Regions from separate parts of the Homo sapiens genome. Here all the other regions are linked to region 3. The links are chromatin loops, found by intact Hi-C in ENCODE. Cell type or tissue: endothelial cell of umbilical vein. All regions are shown on one strand. Links, peaks and the distances in the headings refer to the core of each region. The heading gives the core; the rest is flanking DNA.

Region 1 (5,678 bases), core at 419-5,418, 550 kb after region 3:
GTTGTCTCTGTAAAAACCAAAAGGAAAAATACTTTCTCTGCTCTCAATACCATAGTTGGGATTTTCTAGAGAAATTAGATTGTTTTTAATGTATGACCAATAAAATTTTTGACTGTGTTCTATTCTGTCCCACTGACTGTTAGAAGAAAAAGAAACAATAAAAAGTAGGATGAGAGGGCATTTACTTGTTTCACGCTTATATTTTCTTTCATATTTTGATTTGTTTCATCCCTTCTATTAATATCAATTATTTTCTCTTCTCCGATCTTTTACATTTATGTAAATCACTTTAAATTCATTTTTAAACAAGCTAGATTGAAATGATTAAGTAAATGGCAGGTGTACGACAGATATCTTTTCAATAATTAAAGAATGGTATTCATTATTGAACTTTAAATTGAATTCATACATATGCTTTTGTTGTAAAATTTTCTTGCCTTACATTAAGTAAATTAATGTGTTCTTTAATTTTCTATCACTAATACAAGTTCAATAATAAAAGTGATAGACCCAACAAGACCAAGTGCTAGAACTTCCTTTCATAGGTATTATATTTTATATTTGTATTATTTTACATGAAAAGAAATTTTTCCTGAGGCTAATTCTAGTAGTTTAGCAACTCACTAACTAATATGGGATTTTAGAATTGTGCTATTTAAAATAAAAGTATAACTTGTATTTCTCCCTGTAAAATAACTGTGATCTAACTGCTCTGAGGCTATGTGTTTAGAATCACTTCTTTTGAATTTTTATTACAAATGACCCATCATAATCATACTTTAATAAGCTTAAACCACATGAGGGAAAAAAATAACTGTGGGAAACTTTGGGAGCAGTGGGTGGGGTGGGGAAGCTCTGCCATTTTTTCAGGATTCCCAGAAGTTTGAATGGAGTTAGCTGATGTGTTAATAGCTAAGGCATTAAAAACAGTAACAAGTGTTTCTTTTGCAGGTCAGAGTTCCTACTGTAAAATCAAAGTTTAAAAATGGTAAGTAGTCAGCAAAATTCTTCAGATAAATTTAACTAGAAATGACTTGTAGCCAAGACCCACATTTTTATTGAATAGTTTCCATAGATATTCCAAAAAACAAAATTTTTAGGTCATTTAATATCTATATATTTCATGAGAAGTGAGAAAGGATTTATATATTAAGCTATATAATTTATTTTAATAAATATCTTGCTCTACACATGTTGCTGTACAATATCTTGCTCCCACATCTTTGTGGGAATTTTAGATAAGGAAAACAATCCACAGCTACATTCAAGCTTAAAAAAATGTGTTGTACAATTGCAAGATGAAATCAACCAAAGTGCCCATCAATCAATAAGTGGATAAAGAAAATATGGTGTATACATGCCATGGAATACTACTCAGCCATAAGGAATGAAATAATGTATTTTGCAGCAACTTGGATGGAACTGAAGGCCTTTATCCTAAGTGAAGTACCTCAGGAATGGATGGGTACAATGTACACTATCCAGGGGATGGGTACGATGTACACTATCCAGGGGAGGGGTACGATGTACACTACCCAGGGGATGGGTACGATGTACACTATCCAGGGGACGGGTACACTAAAAGCCCAGACTTCACCACTACAAAATTTATCCATATAACCAAAAACCATTCATGCCCATAAAGCTATCAAAATAAATAAATTAAATTAAAAACATGTTGTAGCATCAGTTCATCATAATGTCTGTCTTTTATTCATAAAGCAAAACATATGCATTACCCATTCAATATTAAGTTTGGGAACCTCTTTTCTTAAATAGCAACAGATTCTCAAGTCTTAGCCCTTTATTTTTAAGCTGGAAGAAGCAATCTTCTGGGGAAATTATACCTATTCTGTTAAAGAATATAAGAAAAACATACTGATGTGATGAAAAAGGGATTTCACAAATTTTCATTTCTTAAGAAACTTTACAAAGATCAGCAATGTTGTACTTTCCATAGGAGATATTTTACACTTTTTCTCAAAACCATCTAATGATGTGTGGAATGTCAAAGTATATAAAGTGATTGTGTGCACTTTAGCACACAGCTTTTTCAGGAAAACAATAAAATTAGAAGGGAAAACAGTGAACTTTCATAAGTTACAGAAATCCTAGAAAAGGAATTTCAAGTTTTTCTCCTAAAAGCTTATTTTTCACCTTTGAAACATATTTCATTATTATGTTGCATCATTGTCAATAAAAAGCTTTGTTGCAATAACCTAAATGCTAAAAACATGATAGCTAACTCAGGCAGATTAGCCAACCTGTATAAAAAATACACTCAGATGTTTTGCAAAATGATCGTGTATTAAATGCAAAGATTCTAATATTTTCATGAATTTAACTTTTATTTGCTTGACTACACTGTCATGTCAGTTCCAAATTAAGTGTTAATAAAGGAATTCTTAGATGAATTAGGGAAAAGGTAAATAATTTCATCATCAGCACTCAAGGGGGTTCTTTTTATACAACTTATCTTGGGAAAAGTTTGAAAATATATAAAATTAAGCAGAGCTCTTACTCCCTCTTGTGATAGCTAAGTGAAATGTAAATGCTGCGTAAGAATTTTAACAAGGTTTTTAATGAAATTCCCCAAACCTGGCTAGATTATAAATGTAAATGCAATTCAGCTAATAGAAAACACTTCACACTTCTTAAGAGAATTTTAAGTATTGAAAGAGAAATTCATCATAACTTAGTGACAGTATCAAAAATTTACTATTTTGTGTTTCTTTTTTATTTTAATTCAACATGCATATCTTTAAATGTCTAAATTTCTTGATGCACAAAAATAGAGTGCAAGATAAAAACTAAGCAGCAAAATTATTCAGATGATTTTAACTAGAAATCACTTGTTTCAAAGGGCCGCATTTTTACTGAATAGTTTCCACAGGGTATTTGTACTTTAATATGAACAAAGAGAGGTGACAGAAGTAAAGAATTGTTAACCTGAAAACACTGAAAGGCCCAGATTCACAGAAATGCTCCAGGATGCACAGTTTAGTAACCTCAACATAAATGTCTCCTTTTGGGTTCTCAAAAGCCAAATGAGATAAACCAGTTTGTCTGAATTAAAATATAAGGAGGTTGAAACCTATCTTAGATGCACTCTTCCCTGTCCAACAGCCCTGCTGTCTGCCTCAGCGTTGAGGCTTTATCTCCCTCTTTTCCAAGGATCCAATGTTTTCTATAGAGTCCTAGCACTGAGGTATAGGCTTAAACCTCACCCTAGTCAATGTCTTATCACACCATCTCTCATGCCTCTTAAAAGGCCATAACACACTCTATCCACTCTTTTTGTGACCAGCTGTCAGAATTGTATTACCATAGAGAAGAATAAATAAACACACCACGTGCACAAACACAAATGTTTGCTTGTCATGTTCGATAATTGCATTTAACAGGGAGTTCTTGGAGATATACTTTAATCCAAAATAATGATAGCATTTTAGGTGCCACTGTAAAAGGAACAAAACTATTGACCATCTACTTTAGCAGGTACTTTATTTGGAACTTTATATACATTGTCTCATTTAACCTACATGACAGCCCTGTGATGCAAGCTTAATTGTCTTCGCTTTACAGATTAAAAACTAAGTGGTGAGGGATTTCCAAGATGGCTGAATAGGAACAGCTCCGGTCTGCAGCTCTCAGCACGATCGTCACAGAAGATGGGTGGTTTCTGCATTTCCAACTGAGGTAACTGATTCATCTCATTGGGACCAGTTGGACAGTGGGTGCAGCCCACGGAGGGCAAGCTGAAGCAGGGGGTGGGAGGTGTGTCGCACGCCCAGGAAGTGCAAGGGATTGGGGGATTTCCCTTTCCTAGCTAAGGGAAGCTGTGACAGACTACCTGGAAAAACGAGGCACTCCCGCCCAAATACTGTGCTTTTCCCAAGGACTTAGCAAATGGCAGACAAGGTGATTCTCTCCTGTGCCTGGTTCGGCGGGTCCCATGCCCACAGAGCCTTGTTCACTGCTAACACAGCAGTTTGAGATCGATCTGCAAGACAGCAGTGTCTGCCATTGCTGAGGGTCGTCTGCCATTGCTGAGGGGCATCCTCCATTGCTAAGGCTTGAGTAGGTAAACAAAGCAGCCAGGAAGCTTGAACTGGGCGGAGCCCACTACAGCTCAACAAGGCCTACTGCCTCTAGACTCCATCTCTGTGGGCAGGGGATAGCTGAACAAAAGGCAGCAGACAACTTCTGCAGACTTAAATGTCTCTGTTGGACAGCTCTGAAGAGAGCAGTGGTTCTTCCAGCATGGCATTTGAGCTCTGAGAACGGACAGACTGCCTCCTCAAGTGGGTCCCTGACCCCCCATGTAGCCTAACTGGGAGACACCTCCCAGTAAGGGCTGACAGACACCTCATATAGGTGGCTGCCTCCCTGGGACAAAGCTTCCAAAGGAAGGATCAGGCAGCAATACTTGCTGTTCTGCAGCCTCCTATGGTGATACCCACCAAAACAGGGTCTGGAGTGGAACTCCAGCAAACTCCAACAGACTGCAGCTGAGGGACCTGACTGTTAGAAGGAAAACTAACAAACAGAAAGGAATAGCATCAACATCAACAAAAAGTTCATCTACACCAAAACCCCATCTGTAGGTCACCAACATCAAAGACCAAAGGTATATAAACCCACAAAGATGGGGAGAAACCAGAGCAGAAAAGCTGAAAATTCTAAAAATCGGAGTACCTCTTCTCCAAAGGATCGCAGCTCCTCGCCAGCAATGGAACAAAGCTGGATGGAGAATGGCTTTGACGAGTTGACAGAAGTAGGCTTCAGAAGGTTGGTAATAACAAACTTCTCCAAGCTAAAGGAGGATGTTCGAACTCATCACAAGGAAGCTAAAAACCTTGAAAAAAGATTAGATGAATGGCTAACTAGAATAAACAGTGTAGAGAAGACCTTAAATGACCTGATGGAGCTGAAAACCATGGCATGAGAACTTCGTGAAGCATGCACAAGCTGCAATAGCCAATTCGATCAACTGGAAGAAAGGGTATCAGTGATTGAAGATCAAATTAATGAAATAAAGCGAGAAGACAAGGTTAGAGAAAAAAGAGTATAAAGAAACAAACAAAGTCTCCAAGAAATATGGGATGATGTGAAAAGAGCAAACCTACATTTGATTGGTGTACCTGAAAGTGATGGGGAGAATGGAACCAAGTTGGAAAACACTCTGCAGGATATTATCCAGGAGAACTTCCCAAACCTAGCAAGGAGGCCAACATTCAAATTCCAGAAATACAGAGAACACCACAAAGATACTCCTCGCGAAGAGCAACCCCAAGATACATAATTGTCAGATTCACCAAGGTTGAAATGAAGGAAAAATTGTTAAGGGCAGCCACAGAAAAAGGTTGAGTTACCCACAAAGGGAAGCCCATCAGACTAACAGCAGATCTCTTGGCCGAAACCGTACAAGCCAGAAGAGAGTGGGGGCCAATATTCTACATTCTTGAAGAAAGAATTTTCAACCCAGAACTTCATATCCAGCCAAACTAAGCTTCATAAGTGAAGGAGAAATAAAATCCTTTACAGGTAAGCAAATGCTGAGAGATTTTGTCACCACCAGGCCTGCCTTACAAGAGCTCCTGAAGGAAGCACTAAACATGGAAAGGAACAACTGGTACCAGCCACTGCAAAACCATGCCAAATTGTAAAGACCATCA
Region 2 (5,678 bases), core at 165-5,164, 760 kb after region 3:
GCCACTGCACTCAACCCTGTCTCAAAAAAAACCCCAAATTCTTCACAAAACCCAATAAGTAGGCCCAAGTATAGGTATCAATCAGTTTTCTGTAGTCAGCATAAGATAAACACTGAAATTAACTAAAATTAAAGATCCAAAATTTACATACTTTATAACTTCTACTTACAAACTTTCCTACATAACGTTTATCTTTATAAATCCCCTGCTAAACTCCAATGGAGAATTTATCCAATGAAGACGAACAAATGCTGAGAAAGTGAATTCATTCATTCATTCATCCATCCATCCATCCATCCATCCATCCATCCATCCGTCCATCCATTCAACAAATGGTTGAATGTCTATGGGTACCAACCAGGTGCTCTTCGAGATACTAGAAATATAGCAGTGAACAAAACAAAGTCCATGTTTTCACAGAGCTTATGTTCTATCAAGGGAAAAACAGGCTTATTAGAACAGCTGAGAATAATGAGTACCATGGAGGAGAATGAATCTGGGTAAGAGCAAAAAGGATGTGCAGATTACTATTTTAAACACCTGGTCAGGAAAAGGTCTGTCAGTTACTGAGACACTTGAGCAAACCTGAAAAATGTGAAGTTCCAGAATTCCAGGCAGAGAAAATGGCAAGTGCAAAGGCCAAACACTTGGGTCCACTTGCAAGCTAAAGAAAATAGAGCTAGTGTGGCTACAGTGGAGAGAGTTAGGGTAAGGGCTAAAGGAGACGGGAGGAAAAGGAGGATACAAAGGATCTAGACCTTGGTAGGCCATTTTCACGATCTGGGCATCTAGTATGAGAGAGACGGGAAGCCATTGGAGGAGTGTGGGCAGAAATGATCCTATTTAATGTTTTTTTTTTTTTTAAAGATCGCTAGCTGTGTGAGGAGAACAGACAGTAGGGAAACAAAGGTTGAAACAGGAAGACCAGTTCAATGGAGAGATCACAATGCATTCAAAGGAATATTTTAACTTCATTTGTCTATAAGCTGTGTTGCATTATAAGACTCAATATTCCAATAACTAAAACAGCAATCAATTGAATTACTCCCTTGTTTGCCACTGGCTTGGGTAATTAGAGTTTTTGAGGAAGAAGAATCATCATAGGTTACTTCTCAGGTTCTAGTTTGATCTATCGAAGAGTGTGGTTCCTTTATCTCAATCTAATAGGTAAATAAAACAAAAACTGCTAATTTCCCAGACAATCAGCTTTTTCAGAATATTCCCTCACAAATATCAGAAAGCAAACATTTTAATTTGCATGCTGGATTCAGGTTTCATATTATTGCAGTAGTTCATAACCCTAATCACAACATATATATATATATTACAGTAGTCAAAATTCATTTAATATTCCTGAAAGGTCCATTGAAATAAAAATATACTGCAAACCATAAAACCCACCAACACTCTCCCAGACTTCGGCTTCATAGTGAATTTATGAAATATCTCTATTAATGAGGCCAATCAATCTGATATATCCAATTTCCTTAACTTTAGCGAACAGTATGTCTAACAGCAGCCTCACCCAAACCATATTATCACTTTCAGTTATTAAAAGCTGGGTAGGAAAACCACCATACACTGTATACCTTTCAAGACTTTTAGCCACACTTGAGTGTTATTAATTGGTTTAAGAGGGTGTCAGAAACACATGCTTTCCTGCACACTTTGGTGATTTCATCCTATGCTCAGAGCACTCTGATAAATTAAATCATCCTGGCTGTGTCATGAATCGCAGCTGGCATGCCTGTGTACTGCTTTTTGACGATGAGCAAGCAATACAAAATGTGATGCTGATTCCACTCTTTCAAATCTCATTTTCAGCACTCATATAGTGTTACCAGGCAGGATTTTAAAACAAAAACAAACGTCATAATAAAATTCACTTTGGTTTCACAAAACCTAAGCCCTCGTGCCAGAAAATTGGAGGCTTTTTTTCTTTCCAAATAGCAGACAAGAATCTACAGCCATGAAGCGAAGTGGGTTGCGGGGTAGGGAGATGCAATATACATGGATAATCTAGCTATTTGCTTACCGATGGAGCTTTAATGGGGGGAAAGAGGGAGGAACTGCGGAACTGTTACAGCCACCTATACTACAGCCGTATTTCTACACCTTCACTGAACAGTGTCAAGAATCTGCCTCATTTAAGTTCTACTAACAAGTAAGGAGATTTCTCTCTCTAGGGATAGGCTTTTGCTGTTCTAACACCACTCCAGACTTCACCTTATGTGTCCCCCTCTCCTTTTCCCTTTCCTTCAATTACAAACTCCTGTTTTGTTTTGCTTCATCTTATTGTACTAAAAGAGTTCTTTGCAATAAGATGAACCCTTAAACCCTTCCTGGGGTAAAGAGAAAGAGAAATAAATAATAAAATATATAAAGATTTCTCTCTTCATGGCTAAATTTAAATATAGCAGGCATGGAGAAATGGTGAAAAGGGGTGTGTGGGTGTCCATGGCAAGATTTCTCAGTCTCTAGGAGAGAAAAGGATAGAGAACAAAATGTTTAAGGGATTTAAGAACGGTGTGTGTGTGTGTGTGTGTGTGTGTGTGTGTGTGTGTGTGTGTGTTACAGTCATTCCCAGGGCAGAGGGTAGAATTCAGGAAGAAGGGAGGGAAAAGAAAAAGATCAATCCAGGCAGTCACCCACCCCCAGCCTTCCCGACCCCTCTCCAACCCACCGCAGTGCTCTGAGCTGCTCAGAAAGCTCATTACCCGGAGGGCAGATTCCCGACACCAGATCAAGGGACCAAAGGCTGGGCAGCCAGTCTGGGGAGAGAGATCGGGAGGGATGGTGACAGGAACGAACGAGGATAGGAATGGATAGGGAAGGGGCGAGGAAGCCGGCGAGGCCCTAAGAGATCGCCGGCCGAGACTGAAAGACCGGGCTGGGCAGCCAGGACCTACCTGGAACCGTCAAGGTGGAGGTTGCCCCAGGCACCTCTGTCCTCTCCTCCTCAGCCTCCTCCAGCTGCTTTTGCTGTTGTTGTTGTTGTTGCTGCTGCTGCTGCTGCTGTTGGATGAGGCTGAGGTCGGAGCGGCTGAGTTCCGCTCTGGCGGCCGCGGGGACCAGCCGCGCTTTCAGCAGCACCACGGCCAGGCCGAGAAGCAGGGTGCAGGGGACACGCCGGCAGAGCCTCGCCATGGCCTAGAGCCAGAGGGCCGCGGCGGCATATTGCGGGGCTCCGGGCGGCGGCGGGCGCCAGGGCTGCGGGCTCCTGGCAGCGCCCGCTCGCTCGCTCCCCCTCGCGCAATCTGCCAAGCACTCCCTCACCGGCAGGAGGAAGAGGCCCGGGAGGCGGAGGGGGCGGAGGAGGAGGGAAGGGGAGTTCGCATCCTCGCGCATGTGACGCGCGGGGAGGGGCGAGCCGGGGCCCGCGGTCCCGCGCCCCGCAGCCACCTGGGGCCAGGCTGCTCCGAGAGGACGCGATGCTGGGGCTGCAGCCCGGGTGGAGGGCCCTAGGGGAAACAGAAAGGGGAGGCCTTCTGGGAGCTGGTAGACCCTCACAGCGTCCACTTCCCACTGAGGCACCGGGAAGATTTGCAGAGAGTGGAATAAAATTCCTTCCACCTGAGCCCAAAGTAGCAGAGAAGGTGGTATATTGATTACCCCCATCCAGCACATAGCGTGGGTGGCACCAACGGATCAAAAAGCCAGGATCTCAAACAAATAGGCTTTGCTGCATCACCGCCATCATTGCTTAGCTAGAAGTTAAACTGCAGCGCGCCAGATTTTGACTAAACTTCTTTTCTCTGCCCTAGTGGGAATTTCTTTCCATATCATTAAATATTCTTAATTACATTTTATCTAATTCTAGCCTATCCTTTTCATTTGTTCAAAAAAATCTTACTAAATACTAGTTGCTTACCATGTGCCAGCATTTCTTCAGGTGCTTGGAATAAGTAAAATACAATCCCTGCATTCCAGGAGCTCAACATCTATTAGGGGAGAGGAACACAGGAACAAATTAGAACCCAATGTGGTGGCTACAAACAGAAAAGCAATACAAGTCCAGAGGTCTCAGAATTGGAAGAAAATATCTTGTGTATGTAGGGGCTATGAAACACCAGGAGAGGTAGAATATAAAAAAGAGTAAGACTTCCACACAGGAGAAATCAGGAACGTGGAAGAGTGTGTGTGTGTGTGTGTGTGTGTGTGTGTGTGTGTGTGTGAAGCCCAGATGTGTGTAAGCACAGTGGGCTTGCAAAAGTGTGAGCAATTATTCTAATGGAGGAATGACAGTGTTTTAGATTGAAAAGGAGAGTGGAGACCAGGTCATTAAAAAAATAATAATAACAAGCATTTCTATAGTACTTACTGTGTGCTCAAGTACTTCACATTTGTTAACTTCTGTAATAAACTTAGATGCTGTATACAGAAATTGAAATTCACACAGTAGATGATAATGAAAGAAATTAATCAGGGAAGAAACTTGCTACCAGTTGTGCATTTTAGGAGGATCACTTTGCTCTCAGTATGGCAGATGGATTAAAGGGGGATAAATTGGAAGAGAAGATGCCAGTTTAGAGGTGTTTGCCAAAACCCATAGGAGATGCCAAAGGTCATTGAAACTGAAAAGGAGAAGAAAAGAGTAGGAGACACAGTATATAAGACTACAATAAACAGATACGGTTAATTGGAAGAGGAGGAGATATGCCTAGTGTGACACCTAAATTGACAAATTGAGATCTTAGGTGGCTGCTTATGACCTTATCAACATTAACTGGCCTAGAGTAATGAGCCCTGCCTTGTTCAGTTGTGGTCTCTTTGTATTTGGAGTAACTGTGGGACATCTCATAGTGCAATATAAATGTCACCTGCTGTGACATCACCCCATTTACCATTGTAGTTCATTGTCCTTTTCCACCCTTATCATTCTTACCTTGTCCCTCCCAGTGTTTTCAATATGCTGGAAAACAACAAACTTCTCAGTACTGGAAAAGTATTTTTTGGTTAAGCAAATGAAAATAGTGTATATATAACTAATGGTTTAGATGTTTTGTCCTTTCCAAATCTCATATTGAAATGTGACCTCCAATGTTGGAGGTGGGGCCTAGTGGAAGGTCTTTGGTTCATAGAGGAGAATCCCTCATGAATGGCTTGGTGCCCTCTTCATGGTAATGACTGAATTCTTGCTCTGAGCTCACAAGAGATCTGGTTGTTTAAAAGTGTGGCAACTCCCTTCTCTCTCTCGCTTGCTCCCTCTCCTGTCATGTGACACGCTGTCTCCCTTTCACCATCCACCATGATTGTAAGCTTTCTAAGGTCTCACCAGAGCAGATGCCAGCACCACACTTGCGTTGTACAGCCAGCAGAACTGACCTAAAGTAAACCGCTTTTCTTTATGTCACCCGAAGTTTACTGCAATGCAAATGGACTGACACAATAACCATAAATAAAATAACAGTAGGTATTTTGCATCTATTATCTCATTATATCTTCAGAGCATCTCTACAAATTAGCTCTCATTATCCTATTTAGCAAATGGAAACACTGGAGATCAGAGAGGCTCCATGTCTTGCCAGAGGCTACATTTACAGTGTGTGACTTTACCTTTCTGCACCGTTTGAGACTTCTGCTATGAGTTTGTATTGCTTTTTTAGTGATTTTAAAACAAAAATAAGGTATGTGGACCACATAATTTTGGGGAAAATAGATACTAAAGTGAGGCCCCT
Region 3 (5,678 bases), core at 344-5,343:
GAAATGAATTTTAAGAGTATCACATATAAGGGACTGTGATTAAAACTAAGGATATTAACTTCAACTAATACTTTGTAGAAAGTCATAAAAAATTTCTAGAGAAAGTTTTTGTACTTTTCTCCTGACCCAAACCTCATCCAGACCCACCAGCATGTTCCTAAAACATACTTTGGATTATATGACCCCTTGCACATGGAGTAAAATACAAATTCCTTACCCCAGTCAACATGGCCCTACATTCTGTGTCCTCATGTACACATATGTGTCTCTCTTCTTGCTCACTGGTCTCCAAGCTCTAGGAGCAATCCAAGTATAGCACTTGAGCAAGTGTTGCCTACCTGCAACAGCCTTTGTAGCAGACTCTGTTTTGATGCCTCTTCCACATATTTAAAAAATTGTTATATAATAGTCACACATTTTATGGGGTACATATGGTCTTTTGTTAGGTGCACAGAATGTGTAACAATCAAGTCAGGGTATTTAAAGTATCTACCACCTGAGTACTTACCATTTTCCTATATTGGGAACATTTCAAGTCCTCCCTTCTAGCCATTTAAAAATATATGATACATTGTTGTTAACTCTAGTCACTCTACTTTGCCCTTGAACACTGGAACCTATTCCTTGTATTTAAGTGTATGTTTGTAACCACTACCCAATCTTTTTTTTTTATCCCCCACCCACCCTTCCCAGACTCTAGTAACTATTATTCTAGTCTCTATCACCAGGAGATCAAATTTTTAACCTTTCACATATGAGAGAGAACAGGCAATATTTGACTTTTTGTGCCTGGCTTATTTTACTTAACATAATGATTTCCGGTTCTATTCATGTTGCTACAAGTGACAAGATTTCATTCTTTTTATGGCCAAGTAGTATTCCATTGTGTAGGTAAACCAAATTTTCTTTATCTAGTCATCCACTGATGGACACTTACGATGATTAAATATCTTGGCTATTATGAATAGTGCTGCAATAAACATAGGGTGCAGATATCTCTTTGATAAACTGATTTCCTTTCCTGTGAATACTGTGGGATTGCTGGATCATATGGTAGTTCTGTTTTTAAGTTTTTAAATAAATCTCCATACTGTTTTTTATCATGGCTATGCTAATTTACATTCCCACTGACAATACATAAGCTTTTTTTTTTTCTCCACATCCTCACCGACATCTATTGTGTTTTGTCTTTTTAATAGTAACCATTCTAACTGGAGTAAGATGACATCCCATTGTGGTTTTGATTTTCATTCCCCTGATGATCAGTGATAATAAGCATTTTAAAAATATATCTGTTGACTATTTGTATGTCATCTATTGAAAAATGTCTATTCATGTTCTTTGCCTACTTGTTAATTGAGTTATTAGTTTTTGCTGTTATTAGTCCCTTGTCAGATGAAAAGGTAGCAAATATTTTCCCCCATTCAACAGGTTATTTCTTTATTCTGTTGATTGTTGCCTTTGCTATACAGAAGTTTTTAATTTAGTATAGTATCATTTGTTTATTTTTGTTTTATTGCCTCTGCCTTCTTATACATAAAATCTTTAACTAGATCAATGTGTCTCCTATTTTTTTCTAGTAGTTTTACAGTTTTGAGACTTATATTTTGGTCTCTAATCCACTTTGAGTTGACTTTTATATATGATACGAGATAGGGGTCTAGTTTTATTCTTCTGCATATGGTAATCCAGTTTTCTGGATACTGGTACTATTTATTGAATGGTGCCTTCGTTGAAAACTAGATGGTAGTTTGATATGTAAATATATTTCTGGGTTCTCTATTTTTGTCCATTGAACTGGCTTTCATAGGGGAAGACTTTTTCCTGAAGACATATCTATGGTATTTGTTGGGTAGGACACTTTAGCTTTGATTTTGAGAATGTAGTCTCTGTGTAATATCTGCAGCTACAAATAACATCAGTGGTGTTTGTGATTTCCTCAGTGGCTTAGGCTGCAGTTGTTGTTGCAGGCTGTGGTGAGATTTTGCTGGGAACAGGGACTCTGCTTGGGCCAGTCCTCAGGACCCAGTGGATGCAGTGGTGGGCCAAGTGTTCCTGTCCTTGGGTCTCTGGTTAGCCCACATGGACATCAATGTTAGCAGGTGCAAACAGGCTAATTTGGGGGCTTTCAAGCAACTCTCCTCAGGTAGTGGCAGAGATAATATTGGGCAAGGCAGGTGGGTGGGCTTTTAGTCCCCTGGGAATCATGTGTGGCATGGGCAATGGCAGTAGCAGTAGTGAGACAATCCTTAGGCTTCAAAATAGTATACACTGGTGTTAGGAGGAGCTACATCATACTAGGTGGGCCAGTTCCCATGCCCTCAGGTGGCAAATGCAAGTAGTTACTGGCTATGGCAATGTTAGCAGGGTGGGAGTCATTAAGCCAGAGCAGGATCATAGTGAATTAATGATTGATTTTGTTTCCAACAGATAGTGGTGGAACAGATGCTTTCCATGCTTTAACATAGTGAGAGCCTTGTTTATCAGACATGAGAGACATTTATCACTCTGTTGTTAGTTTTCAATGATTTGATTTGTATTCCTGATCAGATATGTAGGAGTTAGTCTTCTTTGGTCTAGCCATCTCTAGCTTTGAATCATGAATACAGATGGAGTGATAAATACATAGAAAGACAAAAGAAGGTATGCCATCTTAATTTGTAATTTTAAAATTACATTGTGATTTAACATTTATTACATCATTGTTTTCCTTTGCACTTAAAATTCGATGAAATACATATTCTCCATTGACTATATGGGCTTTAATTTGTATAGTCTACATTAAGTACCTGCCCCTTGTAACTATATTTATCAAGTACATAGACTGTTTTCTTAGAAATATTCCCTAGTTGTTGAGATTTTTTTCATTAGAGAAAAAGCAATAGAATTTCATTTTTATTCTGGTCAGAGAACAACTTTTTGTAATTTGAGAATGTCTAACACTAGATGGCAGGATGACACTATAGATTCCTCAAAACTGTAAAAAGAAAGATGTGACACTTTCTCAAAGGTGTTAAGGGTTCCTAGGCAAATCCATCATACATTTCAATATATGCATTACATACAGTTCCATAGTCATTAATGTTTAAAGTCTCACTGTATGTTATTGACTAACATTAAATATGAATAAGCTTTTAAAGAAAATAAAAATATAAGTTGCTAATGTTTTTACAAGTTATATAAATATGATGATAGCTGAAGAAAATAGTTCGTTATAACTGGAAAGACATGAATACTATTTGGCATCTTTAGAACTTAATGATTAAATTATTTATGTAAAATATAGGGATTGGTCATTTAATCAAATACTACTTAAGTCGAAATGCCTAAATACAAATATAAATAAACCTTTTATTTTCACAATCAAGATTGATATTTAGCAAATAAGAGGCATTTCAGAATAAATCCACATTAAATGCATATCCAGAATTAAAAAGGGCATCTTTTTTGATGCTAACTAAAACCATCCTAGAAATAGTAAGAACTATTTTAAACTCTTCTGGAAAGAAGATTTGGGTTTCCCAAATAAATTACTCACACACTCTTAGTATTTATGTGCTACTTGTCATTGCTCTATTGATAAGTATGGCTAAGTTCACCATATACTGAATAATATTTTTTTCTTCAAACCAGAGCATTTTTGAGCCTGAAATTATGAATTGGGACTGCCCCAGAAAACTAGGACATATGATCACTCTATTGAAGGTATTTCCCCTCAGAAAGTTCATTGTGTACTCCCATTTAAAGTAAGCATTTATAATTTTGTTGGATTTAAAAATCCATTTGAATTAGTCCATGACATAGCTCACTAGCCAGTACTAGCACTTTATTCTAGCAATAGCCACCCCTCCAACACTCATGAATATCTGTAAGAAAATACTAAGTTCGCAGGAAGATCTAAATCCATCAGGATATAAGAATTTTTAAAATAGGCAAATGTTTGGCCAATTATTTTTTATGTTACTTGGCTTTCTTGAGAAAATACATTATTAAATACTGAAAGAAACTCTACATATAGGCTATAAAATAGTTTTATTTATCTGTATATTAACCTGGTATACATTTCTGTATATCTGACCTGATATATATACTGTTCATTTCAAACATAGTTTTCTGCACCTTCCAAATTCTTATTCATAGTAACTATTTTTAAAATAATATTGTAATCTTCTTTAAAATGATAGCTATGTGCCCAATTAAAGTGAAAAACGGCCCTTTGGTTTTAGTAATAGATAATAGCATATTCACTCTCATGTCCCAGACATTGTACCCAGATTCTTTTACTAAATGCAATTTATTTTTGTTTTGAAAAGCAACTTGAAAAGTGCTAACAGCAATTGCTAGGTAAAATAATAAAAGGTTGGGTCAACTTATTTCCTTGCTAGAAGTAGTTTTTTAATGTAAAGCTTTTAAACATATAAGCTTCTGATGTAAAGTTTATGTGTTTCTCCTCAAATTATTGGTGCATTTATCATAAGGCAAGTTATATATAATATTGCTGACTGCATAAATTATCACCAAGTATAAGTAATTGCTTTCAGACAATTAAGAACACAGAAGAATTATTAACATAAAATAATAACTTTTAAAACTTCAGAATAATTATTTTAAAAGTCTTTCTTTTGACTTGTTCTTGCACTCTCACTAGGGAAAGTCTGTCCTTAATATATTTCCTGTAAAAGTGTTCTGCTTTATTTTGTTTGTTCTTGTGGCAAGAATTATGCTCCAAGGCAGTATCCATACAAATTCAAAATAAGTGGTCAGTTTGGTCAGTAGAAAATTAAATTTGTCAAACCACATTTTGGTCTGGTTTAACTAACATATTCAATATAAACAGTAGCCCAGAAACTTGGAGTTAGCCTACTCCTAATTTTGAGTCAACTTGCATTTGACATAGTAACTAGTATCCCCTATTGGAAGAAAAGGTCGCTTGTGAGCCTTATGTGTGAGCACAAATAAAAGCACAAATCCTGCATGTAGGATGCTAAAATGAAAATGTGTGACTGTCCATCATTACATGTATATATTTCTACACTTATACACCACTCCTCACTTCTACAGAAAACCTTATTGCAGTGCTCTGCATCATTACCTCTAGATTCTATGTTAGCAGCATCAGTTGCTAATTTCACAGAATTTGGCCCTTGACTTCTCATGTGCTAGTCAATCTGTTCATTAAAGGACTAGATAGCAGGGAACATTCTATTTTTACTTATCTCACTAAAACACAGTTAGCACATTACCTAGCTCAAAATACAAATTTGGTCACTACTAATTAAATTATTGCAAGTGGCTTTAATGTCTTCTGAAGAAAGATTATAATATATAAATCCATATAATGCCACGTTGGCTCAAAATTGCTTCATTGATTATTGAAATGTTTTCATTTAGCTCTGCTACAGTTTTCCAAACATTTGCCTTCATGTTTCAGTAGGTATTAGAGAAGTTTTTATGATCTATCTTATCACTTGCTCCTACATAACTTAGAATACCCTGAATGCCTTCCTGGAAGTCCTTGTACCATTTATTTTTTCTGAAGTTTATAAAATGGCAGCTCTTGAGGATTACTAGGATGCAATTTTCCTGTTATGTCTAAATAAGAATTAAAGATGATATTAATAAAATTTATCAAGGAGTCTTCATGGACTACAGCCATGGGCCCATGTGTACGTCAACTT
Region 4 (5,678 bases), core at 515-5,514, 590 kb after region 3:
ACCTTACCTCTCATATGTTCTCATTCCCATTCTACTCAATCCTCCTTCAGTTGTGAGTACCAATGCTCTTCTCTTTCCCACTTTTCTTTGTACCCTGTGAGATTATTTTTCTTTTTTTGTTTCATTTCTAATTAGTTTATGTGCAATGACTAAATATTACTTATGATGAAGGACAGTGTTCAGCATACATTTAATTCCTAATTTGGTTGTTTTTATAAATATGAGAAAAATTTTTTGTAATAATGTGGGATAGGACAGGTGGAAATGGATGTTTTGGTATTAGCAACATAAATCCACTATTGAAATCCTTTCATGTTATATGCCAAAAGTCACATAGGGATGTATTATCAAAAATTATATTTTAATGATTTATCAGTTCCTTCAATTGTTTTGAAAGCAAAAAATTAGAAACTCCCTGACGTTCAAAAAATTTTGTTTCTGAATCATTGAGGAAATTCACTTTCTCATCATCAATACAAATTTTTCTTTTGTTTGATGTCTCCATGATTTTATACCCTGGGATGATCAACATCAGATTAGATAATATGTGATTTTGTTTGATAAAGCAAGAGAAGTGTAGTTGCAAAAGGAAAGTAGGAAAAGAAAACAAGTATGATATTTTAACTAAAGCTCTAAGGCCAATTAATATTAGCAAAGAGTGTATGTGGAATGGAGGATATAGACATTAATCTCTAAATTATTTCAACCCTATGTACTTGGTAAAGTCTTCATGGACCTCAAGAACTGTACATATCTCAGTTTGAAGACTGCTGATTAACTATTCCATAAAATCTCAACCTTGGGGCAGCTGGCGTTAGCAAACCTTGAGCTGCCAAGTTCTTTATTCCCTTTCTTTGAATAGTCATATTCCATCGAAGTAGAGTCTACAGTCCGTATTCACTATATTACTCTTTCATGTCCTATGTCATCCTCAGTCATACTGTAAATGGTAATCTCTTCTCATAACTCCATAGCAGAGTCACCAACAATTTCCTAATTCATAAATATGTGCCTTTTATTGCTTATATGGCTGGACTACTTTGCAGCATTTGACCCTGGTGACCATTCTATTTCTCTTGAAATTCACTACTTTGTTGTTGTTGTTTGGGTTTTGTTTCTTGTTTTTTGTTTTTTGTTTTTGAGACGGAGTCTCGCTGTGTCACCAGGCTGGAGTGCAGTGGTGTGATCTCGGCTCGGCTCACTGTAACCTCCGCATCCTGGGTTCCAGTGATTCTCCTGCCTCAGCCTCCCAAGTAGCTGGAACTACAGGACGTGCCACCACACTCAGCTAATTTTTGTATTTTTAGTAGAGACGGGGTTTCACCATGTTGGCCAGGATGGTCTCCATCTCTTGACCTCATGATCTGCCTGCCTCAGCCTCCCAAAGTGCTGGGATTACAGGTATGAGTCACTGCGCCCGTCCAAAATTCACTACTTTTTATGCTTAACACTTTATTCTTTCCTTTCCAGCTTCTTTTTCAGGATTCCCTTTCATTGTACACTATTCCTAAAATGTTATTCTGCAAGGTTTCTGCCCTTGGCCTTTTTCTCTCCTCATTGAACAAACCCTGCCTGGGTAAACTTATCTACTCTCTGACCCATTCTACATCATGATAATTACTGTATCTCCCGCTCAAATATTTTTACAAAATGTATGAGCTTTATAGCCAATGCCTATCAGACAGCTTCAGTTTGCTGTCCACTCCACTGCCTCAAAATGGCAGAATCTGAACTCATTATCTATCCTGCTGAACTTACAACTCTTCCTGGAGTCCCACGTAGTTATGAATGCCACCACCAAGACTTCTAAATTAGAAACCCCAAGGGACTTTCTCATTTCCTAATTATCTGCATCCATAAGTGACCAAGTCTTAATAATTAAATCTCTTACACATATATATTATCAAATTGTCTTTAAATAATTCGTCTAACAAATATTTATCGCATACCTATTACGTTTCAGCCACTTTTCTAATTATAATAAACAGAAAATAAAGATAGACATGCTCCTTGTATTTGTTGACATTTATATGTGTGTCTATGTGAGTTTATATATGTGTGTGTATATATATACATCCACATATACACATATAGGTATATGTATGGCTGATGTTGAGATGAGTCAAGGTCAAGTCAATACAAAGCCAAAGCCAATGATGCTACAGTGATTAGTCAGAGGGGGAATAAATAAGTTAAAAATATCTAACAATAATTACCCAACACGTCCTCTTAACAAGAACACTTATCAGTTGCCATGGCACTAAACTAGTCAATTATTGCTCATATCCTTTAAAGCATATTTATAAACTAGATAACAGATGGTGGAAATGTTATACTTTTGATCTTCCCAGTCAGCCAAATGTCTCTCTTAACCTACTAAAAAAAAAAAAAAACACTGACTGAAAATCCAAAGTTCAGATGCAGGAAACACATTCATTGCTGTCATTTCTGTCAGTAGTTGTTTTCTTTTTCTATTCCCTGATGTATATTAGCACCAAAGGTTAACTAATTTAAGCAGCTCATACTAATCTGAATAGGTAGGGGGAAAAGGAACATTTGAGTAGAGAATAATGATTACAATGCAGAAGATGATTACATTATTAAATCTAAATTTCACATCATCATTTTTGGAAAGATAAATAAAAACATGTTTATGAACAAGCAATGATTTAATGATTGCTAACCCAATAGCATTCAGGTTCACGGTACTATGCTGACACCTAGTGGAATAAAAATAGGATCCCAATGCTTCCAAGAAATCCATTTTTAAGCTTTTCACCCTTAAGCTGTAGAATAAATAATACACACATACACACAGACTCACATGATATACATATCATAAACATGCCAAAAGGCAAGATGGCCTTGGTGCCAATTTAGTGAAAAATTGCTTGAAATGATTGAAAGCAGATGCTGTTGGTTTTCAAATAATACCTCACCAAATTCCATAAAAATTTGGTTTTTAAAAGTAATCAGTAGCTTTTTCTTCATTTTTGTTTTAATCAAATTTGGTTTTTTAAATGTAGCTAAAATAATCAGTGTTTGTTGAGACAAAAATGGTCCTCTCTTCTCTACATCCCATTTCCCCTTCCCCAAACTTACCATTATGCAGATAAGAAACATTTTCAAACATGTAAGATTTGTTTTATTATGCTTTTGCTTTTTTTCAGTTTCAAGGGTACATATACATGTTTGTTATATAGGTAAACTGCATGTCATAAGGGTTTGGTATACAGATAATTTTGTCACCTAGGTTGTAAGTATAGTACTTGGCTAGGTATAGAACTCTAAGTTAGAAATTACTTTTCCTTAGAATTTTGAAGGCATTACTCTTTGTCTCATGGTTTCACTGCTGTTGATGAGAAGTAAAAATCAATTCTGATTCTAGATCCTTTAGTTTCTCTCTCTTTCTCCCCTTTCCTTCCTCTCTCCCTCCCTCTCCTTCCCTCCTCTCTCTCTCCCTCCCACTTCTTTCATCTCTCTCATTCTCTCCCTCTCTCCCTATCTTCCTTTCTCTCTCTCTCTCTCATACACACACACACACACACACACACACACACACACACACCCCCCACAGAGTGTAGGATCTTCTGTCATTCCCCAGAATTATGAAATTTCATGTCCATCGGTCTTGGTAGGACGCAGAGCCACCACCTGTAGGTGTGAACTGCATGACTTCGCTTATGCATACACAGTGCTTCCTTGGAGTGGTTCCATGCCCAACCTATACATCCGTACTCAGCAAATGTGTTATACTTGAGGAGCCCTCGAATCAGTTCCAGGAAATGTTGTAAAATTATTTTTGAAATTTTCTTCCCATTTCTTTTATCTGGTCTCTTTCCGGAATTTCTGTTAATTGGGTAGTGAAACTGTTGTGCTCTCTTCCAATATTTCCTCACTTGAATTCTTATTCTGTTTTTTGTTGTTGACGGTGATGGTGATGGTGAATTAGTTTTTGTTGTCTTTTTTTGTTATTGTTTGATTATTTGGGAGGGAACTTTCTCAGCTCTTACAATTATCTTTTCTTTGTAATAATTTAAATTACTAAAATCTCATTTTTATTATCTTAATATGTCTTTATTATAGCATTCTGTTCCTTTGTTTCTATAGACATCTCTCTAAAAATATTATGCAAATTTTTATGATTTTCTCTCTGCAGAATCTCCGTTTCGACCTCATAGTTTTTTACTTTTAGCTATTTGATCTGCATCTTTTATGTTAAAGGTCACCCTTAGATTTATAAGCCTTGATTGTCAGCTCATATTTTAGAGTCGGTGATGAAAAACCCCAGTTTGAAACACTGAGTGGGCAGGAGGGGCTTTCTGACTGTAAACATCACTGCAGGTAATCTGGCTGGACCATGCCATCAGGGAGCCCCTCTAATTAATATTTACATTTTCATCAGATTCTCTAGAGAAGACTCTTACTATTTTCTTCTTGGAAGGCAAATTTCTGATAACCAGTAATCTAGTTATAGGGTAGAGTAAGGAGGGGGTGGGATTCAGCCTCCAGTATGCATGTTAACTTAATACCACTTTTTTGGTAAGATATCACTAATTATGCTTGGTATCCCTCAATGCCCTTTTGTTTGACCTCCTCCAGAGAACAAATCTCTGCTGATTTACTTGGATGGAGGCAATTACCTAAATTTTCAGACTGAGAAAGGAGAACCAGGAATGTAACTCCTTCCTAAGCAGCTTTCAATTAGTTTTCCTTTTTATAAAATACATCCCACTGGACCCTCCAACTGCCAAAGGTAGCTAATCACATAAATCCTTGGCTCTTTTAAAATTCTTCAAAGTAAATTGAACTGGTTCTTACCTTTTGCAACACAAGTTTAGTATAGAGTTTTCATAAGTTTGCTATAATGCCTACCACTTATCCATCATTTCATTTTCCAAAATTATGTTGCTGTTGTCTCCACTCTGATTCCTTTTGACTTGTGGGTTCATGTCTTTCATAATATTCCTTTACTATAGCTTCAGTGGGGTTTTGGAAAATACATTATTTAGATTCATATGTTTAATTTACCAAGAAGCAACCTTGTGTGCTTATTTAGCTAATAGATCTTTTTGCCACTTGGGTCACTGAGAGGAAAGCCAAAATACACTAAAGATATTGGTTTATAAGTGTTCCAATGCAATAGAACCAAAGATGATATTTAGAGAGTCTAGCTGTGCACTTCCACACCTAAATTACCTTGGAGACATCATAAATTCATGACTAATTCTTCAAAATTTGTGCCTCCAAAACGAGGTTATTTTAAAGGAATGAAACCTCATTAATAGCATGATGTTATATTAGTTTGATGCAGTCTATGTCAATTTACCAGTTAAACCTTCAATTGTCAAAATCCTTAATCATAAATAATTGAATGTAAGATTTTTATATCAACTAAGCCTTCTTTCCTGGAAAAAAAAAAAAAAGAGTAGCACATGAAAGTGAGTCCACACTTACATATCCAACTTTTTAATATGCATCTCCATTAAAAATCTCACAGTTGGCCTAGCACAGTAGCTCATGCCTGTAATCCCAGCACTTTGGGAGGCCAAGGAGGACTGATCACGAGGTCAGGAGATTGAGACCATCCTGGCCAACATGGTGAAGCCCTGTCTCTACTAAAATACAAAAAATATTAGCTGATCGTGGTGGTGTGCGCCTGTAGTCCCAGCTATGCG

Evidence for each region. A loop is a pair of places that touch in the nucleus more often than their neighbours do. Peaks named below come from ENCODE experiments on the same cell type or tissue, not always from the same donor. Only the 100,000 strongest peaks of a DNase experiment are listed, where the experiment ranks them.
Region 1: a loop joins it to region 3, with 11 times the contacts of the local background. A loop is called at or near these places in 25 of 110 quality-filtered maps.
Region 2: it touches region 3 in a loop (5-fold over the local background); 2 of 110 quality-filtered maps call a loop at or near these places.
Region 4: a loop joins it to region 3, with 14 times the contacts of the local background. A loop is called at or near these places in 93 of 110 quality-filtered maps.

What each region holds. Positions count from the first base shown.
Region 1 is chr2:186,900,207-186,905,884 of GRCh38, reverse strand. No RefSeq gene overlaps it. Among named protein-coding and RNA genes, the nearest start is that of ZSWIM2, 54 kb to the right of the region's middle. In endothelial cell of umbilical vein, for the core only: no CTCF peak of the experiment used is centred there; a DNase peak (open chromatin) is centred at 2,414.
Region 2 is chr2:186,691,643-186,697,320 of GRCh38, reverse strand. FAM171B (family with sequence similarity 171 member B) reads right to left here and starts at 3,261. Exons shown (of 8, transcript NM_177454.4): 1 at 2,910-3,261. The coding sequence starts at 3,147. RefSeq lists a silencer at 3,098-3,457. In endothelial cell of umbilical vein, for the core only: no CTCF peak of the experiment used is centred there; DNase peaks (open chromatin) are centred at 1,990, 2,730, 2,900, 3,270 and 1 weaker place; H3K4me3 peaks cover 1,659 bases; H3K27ac peaks cover 488 bases.
Region 3 is chr2:187,450,531-187,456,208 of GRCh38, reverse strand. The region is part of intron 2 of CALCRL-AS1 (CALCRL and TFPI antisense RNA 1); the gene reads right to left. Among named protein-coding and RNA genes, the nearest start is that of CALCRL, 5.1 kb to the right of the region's middle. In endothelial cell of umbilical vein, for the core only: a CTCF peak has its summit at 2,950 (motif pointing right); a DNase peak (open chromatin) is centred at 2,988.
Region 4 is chr2:186,860,075-186,865,752 of GRCh38, reverse strand. No RefSeq gene overlaps it. Among named protein-coding and RNA genes, the nearest start is that of ZSWIM2, 14 kb to the right of the region's middle. In endothelial cell of umbilical vein, for the core only: a CTCF peak has its summit at 2,706 (motif pointing left); DNase peaks (open chromatin) are centred at 2,352 and 2,602; H3K27ac peaks cover 801 bases.